Regions from separate parts of the Homo sapiens genome. Here region 1 is linked to region 2. A link is an interaction called in ENCODE POLR2A ChIA-PET data of the cell type or tissue named here. Cell type or tissue: OCI-LY7. All regions are shown on one strand. Links, peaks and the distances in the headings refer to the core of each region. The heading gives the core; the rest is flanking DNA. Region 1 has its middle 5.5 kb from the start of H4C5. Region 2 has its middle 4.4 kb from the start of H3C8.

Region 1 (5,384 bases), core at 101-5,100, 57 kb before region 2:
ATAACCTTGCAGCCACTGAAGCTTCCGCTCATAAAATCAGCCAATCAGACATAAAAGAAATAGAACACTCTAACGACAAACATCCTCGCCATCAGCATAGGGACTTCCAAAAGACCTTCCCCAAATGAACATGTGCTATAGGGACTTTGATTATCCTAACCTAACTTTTGCATCATGTTAATGATAAAATTCATACCCCTGCGTGGAGATTTAAGCTGCCAATGAGACCTGAGACACAGGAAAAAGCATGACAAGGGACTGCAAAGGTGTATCCAACAGACCACCCCAAACATGCCATGATGTCACCTAGACGAAGCTCACAGAAGAATAACAAACTAGACTAGCTTGCTTTCAAGGAGCCAGCTGCAAGTATACCTCTGGTTGCTGTCTCCCTTTCTGCTCAAGCCGAAAGCCCTAATAAACTTCCTTGCTCAAGTCCATCTTAGATTCTTGGTCGATTTCTATTTTCTGAGGGTCAAGAACCCACTGCCAGTATCAGACAGGGTGCAAAGAAAAAGCAAATATGATCTGCGAGGCAAATGGAGACGAGTCTCTATATGGCCTTGCAGACCAGTGTGACTACTGTTTTACTCTGAGTGAGATGGGAGCCACTGCAAGGGTTTGATCGGAGAACTGACATAATCTGATTTATAGACACACACACACACACACACATACACATATATATATATATTTTTTTTTTTTTTTTTTTGAGACAGAGTCTCAGTCTGTCGCCCAGGCTGGAGTGCAGTGGCGCAATCTCGGCTCACTGCAACCTCAGCCTCCCAGGTTCCAGTGATTCTCCTGCCTCAGCCTCCCAAGTAGCTGGGACTACAGGTGTGTGCCACCACGCCCAGCTAATTTTTTGTATGTTTAGTAGAGATGAGGTTTCACCGTTTTAGCCCGGATGGTCTTGATCTCCTGACCTCGTGATTTGCCCACCTCAGCCTCCCAAAGGGCTGGGATTACAGGCGTGAGCCACCACACCGGGCCTGATTTTTATTTTTTTAATGAGCTATCTGGATGCCTGATGAAGAATAAACTATGATGAGACCAGGATAGGAGCAAGGAGACCAGTTCGGAGGGTACCACAGTAATGCAGTTGAGATGGCAGTGGCTTGGACCAGTGTGTTAGTGGTAGAGGCTGTGAAAAGTGGTTGGATTCTATATATATTTTGAAGTAAGGTTCATAGTTCTTTTCTGAGCTACTGAATGTGTAGAGTATGAAAGACAGACCAAAATGTATGGATGATTCCAATGATTTTGCCAAAGCAACTGGAACTGGAGGTATCAATTGCTAAAATGTGGAAAAATAAGGAACAAGTTTTGGAGAGGATTCAAATTCTTAGTTTTGGATATCCAGAGAGAATTTAAGATGCCTGTTACATATCTAAGAGAAAGATATGAAAGATATGAAATAGGCAGTTGGCTATAAAAACCTGCAGGTTAGAAAAGAAACATGGAGATATAATTCACAGTCGTCAAACCATAATTGCCGTAAGAGTGAAAAAGCCACAAGATGGGATTAAATATCTTAAGAAAGAAGGTAGATAATAAAGAGAAAAAGTTTTGGGTCAAAGAAGTAAAGAGTGTTTTTTTGTATACATGACATGTGAATTCCTAACTTACAGTTTTACAATTTCTTTCTCCAGTAATTTTCCTTTTCTCCTGTAATTTTCAGAACAAACAATAAATATTATCCCTATTTTACAAATGTGGAAAAATTCCCTTACTAATAAGAGTATGAAATAACACTGGAATCCTCACTTAAATAATCTATTAAAGTTAGAGCCATGGGGAGATCACTTTGGAGATCCAGTTATAGATATTCACAGTTTTTCCAAAATACACCCACTCTCACCACATATTTGGGGACATTTGAATCCCCTGATGCAATTCTATGTGTTCTCAGGCATCCTGAAGCCTATTCGTGGAAACCAGCTTCAGAGCTCTGTATCTGATGCTGCCTTTTCTCTTCCCTTAGCACTGCCACTTCTGATGGCTCTGAGAAGATGGACCTGGAGAATGAAAATCTCCATCTGATTCTTTTGAACTGATATTTCCTTGTTGCTGTGGAGATACTATATATATATATTTATGTCATGAACACTAAATGACCAGCCTACAGCGTTGTACTCCATACTCAGAGACCCTGTTATTTACTTGAAAGTCCAATTAATATGAACTTCAAATTTCAACAGAATCTCGTTATCTTTGCCAAACAGCTAATCTCATCATCTTGAAATTGGTGAATGGCATTTATACACTTTTAGTTGGAATCATCTCTTTTTCTTTCACATCCTACATAATAATCTATCAGTAAGTTCTATGAGCTCTTCCTTGAAAACACAAACAGAATTCAACCATTTCTCATTCCCACTGCTGCTACTCTGGTCAAGCCCTGCCATCTCCTACCTTTATTATTGCAACACCATCATCACCTGGTTCTCCCAGAGGAATTCCAATAAAGGGCAATTCAGATCAGATGACTCCTCTGCTGAAACCCCCCCAAGTGGTTCTCATGTCACTTAATGAAAAACTCAAGGCCGGGAGCAGTGGCTCACGCCTGTAATCCCAGCACTTTGGGAGGCCGAGGCGGGCAGATCACGAGGTCGGGAGATCCAAACCATCCTGGCTAACACGGTGAAACCCCGTCTCTACCAAACATACAAAAAATTAGCCGGGCGCAGTGGCGGGCGCCTGTAGTCCCCAGCTACTCGGGAGGCTGAGGCAGGAGAATGGCGTGAACCCGGGAGCCGGAGCACGCAGTGAGCCGAGATAGCGTCACTGCACTCTGGCCTGGGCCAAAGAGCGAGACTCCGTCTCAACAACAACAACAAAAAAACACCTCAAGGTCCTTTCAGTGGGTTACAGCGCCACACTGTCTGATCCTTGTTACCTCTTTAGCCTCAAATCCCGCTACTCTTCCTCTCCTTCCTAGCCAACTCGACTAGTTCCTGGAACTTGCTAGAAGTACTCATCACTCTCAGGAAGGACGTACTAATGGTTCCCCTTGAGTGGTCCACTCAGCTTCTAGGTTTCTGCAGGTGTTGTTCACTCACTTCCTTCAGGTTTGTATTCAAATATCATAGTCTTCTTGAGGCTATCCATAACAACACTGTTTAGCATTACAACACCTCCCCACCGCCTCCCTCTATATTTTTTCCTGCCCTTGAGGAGCTTTCAGTCTATTTGGTCAGTCAAAACATGCCCTCATGGGAAGCAGAGCAGGAATTAAATATTATATAGAATGTCAGAAAAGAGGCCAGGCACAGTGGCTCACGCCTGTAAGCCCAGGAATTTGGGAGGCTAAGGTGGGTAGATCACATGAGGTCAGGAGTTCGAGACCAGCCTGACCAACATGGTGAAACACTGTCTCTACTAAAAATACAAGATTAGCCAGGCACAGTGGCTCACGCCTGTAAGCCCAGGAATTTGGGAGGCTAAGGTGGGTAGATCACATGAGGTCAGGAGTTCGAGACCAGCCTGACCAACATGGTGAAACACTGTCTCTACTAAAAATACAAGATTAGCCAGGCATGGTGGCACACGCCTGTAATCCCAGCTACTTGGGAGGCTGAGGCAGGAGAATTGCTTGAACTCAGAAAGTTCAGAAAATAGTATAAATCATGTCGGTATTGGAAGAGATGGTTGATGCTTGGACAAGTGGCTTGTTAGGCCAATGACAGGAATGTAGACTTTCTTCTGAACATCGGGAACCACGCAAAATCCCTTTCCTGACCCCTCAACTGTTCTGATTATGTAAAACAATTCTCATATCTTTTACAAAACTATTTCTTGCACTGAGTATATTGAATTCAAATTATGTGTTTAATTTATCTGAACAAGTGCCTGAATGGATATGAATAAAATAAATACAAATCTAAATGAATTTACAAATGATAAAATGAAATACTTCAGCGTACATGTGAAGTATTTCCTTTCCCTTGCAGAAAAGGAAAATATTTCAAGAAGAATCCCTTACAAAACAAGTCTCACAGGCCGGGCGCAGTGGCTCAAGCTTGTAATCCCAGCACTTTGGGAGGCCAAGGCAGGCAGATCACCTGAGGTCAGGAGTTCAAGATCAGGCTGGCCAACATGGTGAAAGCCCATCTCTACTAAAATACGAAAATTAGCCGGGCATGGTGGCACACATTTGGCCTGTAGTCCCAGCCACTTGGAAGGCTGAGGCAGGAGAATCACTCAAACCCGGGAAGTGGAAGTTGCAGTGAGCTGACATTGCACCACTGCACTCCAGCCTGGGCGACAGAGCGAGACTCCATCTGAAAAAAAAGGGAAAAAGGGAAAAAAAAATCGAGTCTTATATAGTAGCAGAGATTTTTGTTAAGTGCTCACTCTTTTTTCAGCATCTACAGACTTTTGGAGTATAAGGGGAGATTTCCTTTTTCATAACCAAATTTTTGCTATAAGCAATATTTCATAGTTTACAGAAGTTCTTTTTATAGAAGTTGAAGTGACTTTTCCACAAACATGTTTGTACATTATTTTTCTTGTTTCTTGTTTGTACTTCTAGATACATTTAAAATTGTAATAAATCGATATACAAGTTATAAAGAATAATATGATGGCCATGCTTGAACCCAATTGTCAATCAAATATATTTGTTATATCTGTTATATTTGTCATATTACCAAAAACTGCTTTGACCTCTTCTGTCATCTTCCTGCTACTGCCCCCAGAGGTAACCATGACCATAAATTATGTCACTTTCTGGCCTTAATCCTTCTTGTTCCTCTGTTCCTTACAGTCATTTTGTACTTTTTAAATTAGCCTTCCCATTTGATCCTCTTTGAGGTCATTAGGACATTATTTCATAAACATGAACATGTGCTCAGAGTCACACATATTATTAGGTGGTTCACAAATACTTCTTAGTCTATTTTTTCCTGGTTTATTTCCTTTTATGCTAGGATATTCTATTCTCTTGATTTTCGATTTCTTTAGTCAGCGTATCTTAAATTTACTCTATTCATTTGTATATTGCATAGGATAATAGCTGGTATGTAGTTGGTGCTCAATAATTACTTGTGGAATAAATTAATTTTTCTTAACATACAGCAGGGAGACTTGGAGAGGAAAGGGCCTAGGGAGAGTTTCCTATTTCTTTTTTTTTTTTTTTTTTTTTTTTTTTTTGAGACGGAGTCTCACTCTGTCGCCCAGGCTGGAGTGCAGTGGCACGATCTCGGCTCACTGCAAGCTCCGCCTCCCGGGTTCACGCCATTCTCCTGCCTCAGCCTCCCGAGTAGCTGGGACTACAGGCGCCCGCTACAACGCCCGGCTAATTTTTTGTATTTTTAGTAGAGACGGGGTTTCACCGTGTTAGCCAGGATGGTCTCGATCTCCTGACCTCGTGATCCGCCCGC
Region 2 (5,384 bases), core at 242-5,241:
CTCCGTCTCAAAAAAAAAAAGTATAAATCAGTACTGAGTTACCTGGAAATTCCAGCTTAAGAAAAACAAAGGCCCTGGTTTTATGTAGTTGGCTATCAGAACAATGTCCATAGCCCAAATATGCACCCAACTCAGGATCCATGAATCAATGTTTCTTCTCTCTGGTATGATCTTCCTACAGCTGTATAAAGAACTCACTCTCTTCTCTGCTCAGTCTTGTCAGGACCAAGAAAAATCTTCGCCTTCACCCTCTGAAGTTTTTCTCAAAAATCAATTACCAAAAAACAGATTAATAGGAGAGAAAGGCACACAAGTTTATTAACATGCAGGAGGGAGAACCACAGAGTAATTACCCCAACCCCAGCAGGGGGTACAGAAGCTTAAATGCCATCTTTAGGTTAAAGAATGGGGACTCAGAGCATGGCCAAAAACAGGTTAGGGTGGTCAATCATGCAAGACAGGTTATGGGAGGGCTTTGCTAACAAAGGTGGTCTTGTTATGTAGATGAAAACTCATAGGTAACAGCCCTCAAGAAGAATACATATATAGTAAATGTTTCTTTCAGACCTTTAAAGGTGTCAGACTCAGATTTTTTTTTTTTTTTTGAGAGGGAGTCTCGCGCTGTTGCACAGGCTGGAGTGCAATGGCACAATCTCGGCTCACTGCAACCTCCGCCTCCTGGGTTCAAGCAATTCTCCTGCCTCAGCCGCCTGACTAGCGGGGATTACAGACGCCCACCACCATGCCCAGCTAATTTTTGTGTGTTTAGTAGAGACGGGGTTTCGCTACATTGGCCCAGGCTGGTCTCTAACTCCTGACCTCAAATCTGCCTGCCTCGGCCTCCCAAAATGCTGGGATTACAGGCGTGAGCCACTGCGCCCAGCCTGGTGTCAGACACTTAATCTTTCCTAGATTGGACAAGGTAAAGCCTCAGAAAAAAACCCTGGCAGCACCAAAGCAGGTTTTCTCTACAGATGCACATCTCCACAAAAGGCAGCTCTGCAGGGCAACTTCTGTTTGCAGACCCTCCAAAGAGCCATCTCAAAATATGTCAAAGAAGTATACTTGGGGATGAAATAGTTGATTTCCTTCAGCCTTGTTGGCCTAAAAGAAAGATGCAGAGGCACAAATCATAACTTAAAGAATTTATGGCCGGGCGCGGTGGCTAACGCCTGTAATCCCAGCACTTTGGGAGGCCAAGGAGGGTGGATCACGAGGTCAGGAGATGGAGACCATTCTGGCCAACATGGTGAAACCCCGTCTCTACTAAAAATACAAAAATTAGCCAGGTATGGGGGCATGCGCCTGTAGTCCCAGCTACTCAGGAGGCTAAGGCAGGAGAATCACTTGAACCCAGGAGGCAGAGGTGGCAGTGAGCCGAGATCGCACCACTGCACACCAGCCTGGGTGACAGAGCAAGACTCCGTCTCAAAAAAAAAAAAGAATTGGCGCCAGGAACGGTGGCTCATGCCTGTAATCCCAGCACTTTGGGAGGCCGAGGCGGGAGGATCACAAGGTCAGGAGATGGAGACTCATCCTGGCTAACATGGTGAAACCCTGTCTCTACTAAAAATACCAAAAAATTAGCCGGGCATGGTGGCGGGCACTGTAGTCCCAGCTACTGTGGAGGCTGAGGCAGGAGAATGGCGTTAACCCAGTGAGCCAAGATCACACCAGCCTGGGTGACAGAGCAAGACTCTGTCTCAAAAAAAAAAAAAAAAAAAAGAATTTACTTGAGCCAAAGTCAGCACAGCAGCTCAGAAATCTCAGGCCCAAGTAATCTTGGATATGAGCTCCACTGGCCTTTGTTAAAAATAGGTTTTTAAAGGCAAAAAAGGGGGGACAGAAGGTGGGCTGATACAAAATTTTTTGTCAGGAATTTTCCTTGGTTTACAGAAATAGCATTAATTAGTTATTGGCTATACATTGTAAAGCTACAGGGTGTGGGTTACAGTGTGGGATGTGGCATTATTAGATAAACTTATAGCTACTTATAACAATAACAAGCAGTATCTAGAGATGAATACATAGCTCAAAGAGGGGAGTAGGTTGTGATTGCTGTCTCATTTTAATGTTACTGTGGGCCTGATAATTTAAAATGACTCCCATTCCTCAGATGAAAGTTATTTTCTTGGCCTGGTGTGGTAGCTCAGGTCTGGTAGCCCCAGCACTTTTGGAGGCCAAAGTGAGAGGATCCCTTGAGCACAAGAGTTTGAGACTTGCCTGAGCAACATAGTGAAGCCTCGTCTGTACAAAAAAAAAAAAAAGTTATTTTCTTTTCCCAGTCTTATCTCAGTTGTGAGTTCTTCCCCATCCACCATTTTTAAAATTACAGCTGTCTACCACATTCCCTCCTGTCCTCTGGCAGTCATTCCCTTTATCCATTTTAACTTTTCTACGTCTTTTTTATATAAGAATATACTAAACTCTTTTTTTTTTTTTTTTTTGAGACAGAGTCTCACTCTGTCGCCCAGACTGGAGGGCAGTGGTATGATCTCGGCTCACTGCAACCTCCACCTCCCAGGTACAAACGATTCTCATGCCTCAGCCTTCAGAGCAGCTGGGACTACAGGTACGTGCAACCATGCATGGCTAATTTTTTGGTATTTTTTAAGTAGAGATGGAGTTTCGCCATGTTGGCCAAACTGGTCTCGAACTCCTGACCTCAAGTGATCTGCCCACCTGGGCCTCACAGGCCATAGACTTTGTGTAACTTGTGTTTCTTTCTCCTAGATGCATCTTCAACCTTGGCAAAAATAAACCTGTGAATCAGTGGAGATCTGCTCGGTCACTTTTTGGTTTACACTATTGGGGAGAACAAAAGAAGTACAGAAAAGAGCTTTCACTCTTATGGGCCTGGTGATGCACCAGAAGATTCTATAAAGCAAGCTTTACTAACTACCCTTTATCTATGTTTGCTTTCCCCAACATTGCCGCCCCTGGACACTCAAAGTACTTCTCCTTCGTCTTCTAAATTATCTAAAAATTCACTGTTCTTTGTTGAAGACACTACACAAAAGCTGGAATTCAAAGCCACCTCAATGTGTACTCATTCCCTAGGTGTCATTCATGTATATGTAATATATATGTTAATACACTTCTGCTTGTTTTTCATTTGTGAATCTGTCTTTTGTTACATGGGTTTGTTTCAACTAAGAACCTGTGTGAGGTGGGAATTGAAGGGAAAATTATTCTGCCCTTTCTCCACCTTCATTTCCTACTGTCCCCTGCTCATTCCCCATAGTCACCATGGTGCCTCAGGAGTCTCCCTCCTTTTCTCCCTGAACACATCCGCACAGGTTGCTTCCTCACCTTTCAGCTCTTTGCTGAAATATTATCTTCTTAGTGGGGTCTTCATTGGTTGCCTTATCTAAATTTCAGCTTCCCATGACACTCCTTAGTCTTGCTCTATTTTTTTTTCCTTCTCACCATCTAACATATTACATAAACATATCTAGTTTATTTTCTGTCTATTCCAGACTCAAATGTAAATTCCATGAAAGCAAAAATTTTGTGTTTTGTTCTCTGGGTGTATTTCCAATGCACAGACCAGCATCTGGTACATTGTAAATTCTCAACCAGTGTTGTTTGCAGTAAATAAAAATCAATGTTGAAGAAATATGTCAACCAAAATGGATCATATTAAATTTTTAAAAAAGAAATACTATTTGTTATAAAAGTAATGATGGCATCATAATTTATTTTTGTTTTTATTTTTGAGATGGAGTCTCGCTCTGTCACCAGGCTGGAGTGTAGTGGCATGATCTTGGCTCACTACAACCTCCGCCTCCCAGGTTCAAGAGATTTTCCTACCTCAGCCTCCCCAGTAGCTGGGATTACAGGCGTGCACCACCAGGCCCGGTCCAGCTAATTTTTATATTTTTAGTAGAGATGGGGTTTCACCAAGTTGGCCAGGTTTGTCAAGAATTAACCTCATGTGATCCTCCCACATCGGCCTCCCAAAGTGCTGGGATTACAGGAGTGAGCCAAGGCACCTGGTCCATAATAAGGTGTTAAATAGCAGATAACATATATAAAATAGATGAAATGATATTGAAATTGTCATTGCAACATTGTAACTGAGACAAAGAGATCTGACCTAACCAACTCCATCTTGCTTCTAACCTTCAAGCTGTCCTTGTTCACTCCTGGGTGTAGGCTGAACTACCTTTGGGAGGAACTTAGTTTATAGTTTAAAACTAATATGATAACAGCCCTTTCCCAAAACAAACCTCCTTGCCTGGGGACTAGACTGCCTTTGTAGGACTAACAAATTACTCACAAGATTAGAAATTATGGTTTAGGGGTAGGTCGTAATGGCTCACGCCTGTAATCCCAACATTTTGGGAGGCGAAAGCGGGTGGATCACTTGAGGTCCAGAGTTCGAGACCAGCCTGGCCAATATGAGGAAACCTCGTCTCTACTAAAACTACAAAAATTGGCTGGGCATGGTGGCGCGCGCCTGTAATCCCAGCTGCTTGGGAGGCTGAACAGGAGAATCGCTCGAACCTGGGAGGCAGAGTTTACAGTCTCCATCCTGGGCAACGCAGTGAGACTGTCTCAAAGAAAAAAAAAAACACACACATTATGGTTTAGGAGTCCTGCAGCTGGAACCTACAAGATTCTGACCCCACGTAAACTGCTCCTAAGATCAGTGCTTGAGATATTTTGCAGACCTGATGGATCAGTTGGCCCCACCCAGATTGGTAAACTGACTCATCCGATCTTGTGGCCTCCACCCAGAAACTGACTCAGCCCAAGGAGACACCTTCAGCTCCCTATAATGACATCTCTGACCTGACCAATCAGGACTCCTGGTTCATCGGCTTCCCCCCCATCTGGAATGCTGGGGAGACTGATTTGAGTAACAATAAAACTACGGTCTCCCGCACAGCTGGCTCGGCGTGAATTACTTTCTCTATTGCAATTCCCTGCCTAGATAAATCAGCTTTGTCTAGGCAGTGGGCAAGGTGAACCCATTAGGCAGTTTCATTATTTGCTTTACAAAAATCAATAGATAAAACACTTAGCCAATGTTGTTATTGAAGCTGGATGAGAGGAACATAGGTTTTATTAAACTATTATCTCCTTTCCCATATATTCTGGAATGTCAAATAAGTTTTTAAAATAAAAGCAATATGTGAAAAAAAATGACAAGTTGCTAAATTAATAAAGATCATAAAGAAGGATCTGCTGAATACCCAAACAGGGCCTTGTGCTAATCTGTAAAGGAAGGGTTCTATATGAAAACATATCTTGGTTGTATGCCAAGCAGCCCAGGATGGTATGTGTTCCTCCTTGTAACATCCCTAAAAACCTGATACTTCCAATCACTAAAAGGACCTCGGTGGTTCAAAAAAACAAAAAACAAAACAAAACAAAAA

Evidence for each region. ChIA-PET counts read pairs that join two places held together with the same protein. Peaks named below come from ENCODE experiments on the same cell type or tissue, not always from the same donor. Only the 100,000 strongest peaks of a DNase experiment are listed, where the experiment ranks them.
Region 1: POLR2A ChIA-PET joins it to region 2 with 7 read pairs; 34 of 35 experiments call an interaction of 5 or more read pairs at or near these places.

What each region holds. Positions count from the first base shown.
Region 1 is chr6:26,207,445-26,212,828 of GRCh38, forward strand. No RefSeq gene overlaps it. Among named protein-coding and RNA genes, the nearest start is that of H4C5, 5.5 kb to the left of the region's middle. In OCI-LY7, for the core only: a CTCF peak has its summit at 4,683 (motif pointing right); DNase peaks (open chromatin) are centred at 3,027 and 4,707; H3K4me3 peaks cover 70 bases; H3K27ac peaks cover 2,348 bases.
Region 2 is chr6:26,264,352-26,269,735 of GRCh38, forward strand. No RefSeq gene overlaps it. Among named protein-coding and RNA genes, the nearest start is that of H3C8, 4.4 kb to the right of the region's middle. RefSeq lists an enhancer at 4,594-5,190. In OCI-LY7, for the core only: a CTCF peak has its summit at 2,939; DNase peaks (open chromatin) are centred at 2,930 and 4,850; H3K4me3 peaks cover 211 bases; H3K27ac peaks cover 1,789 bases.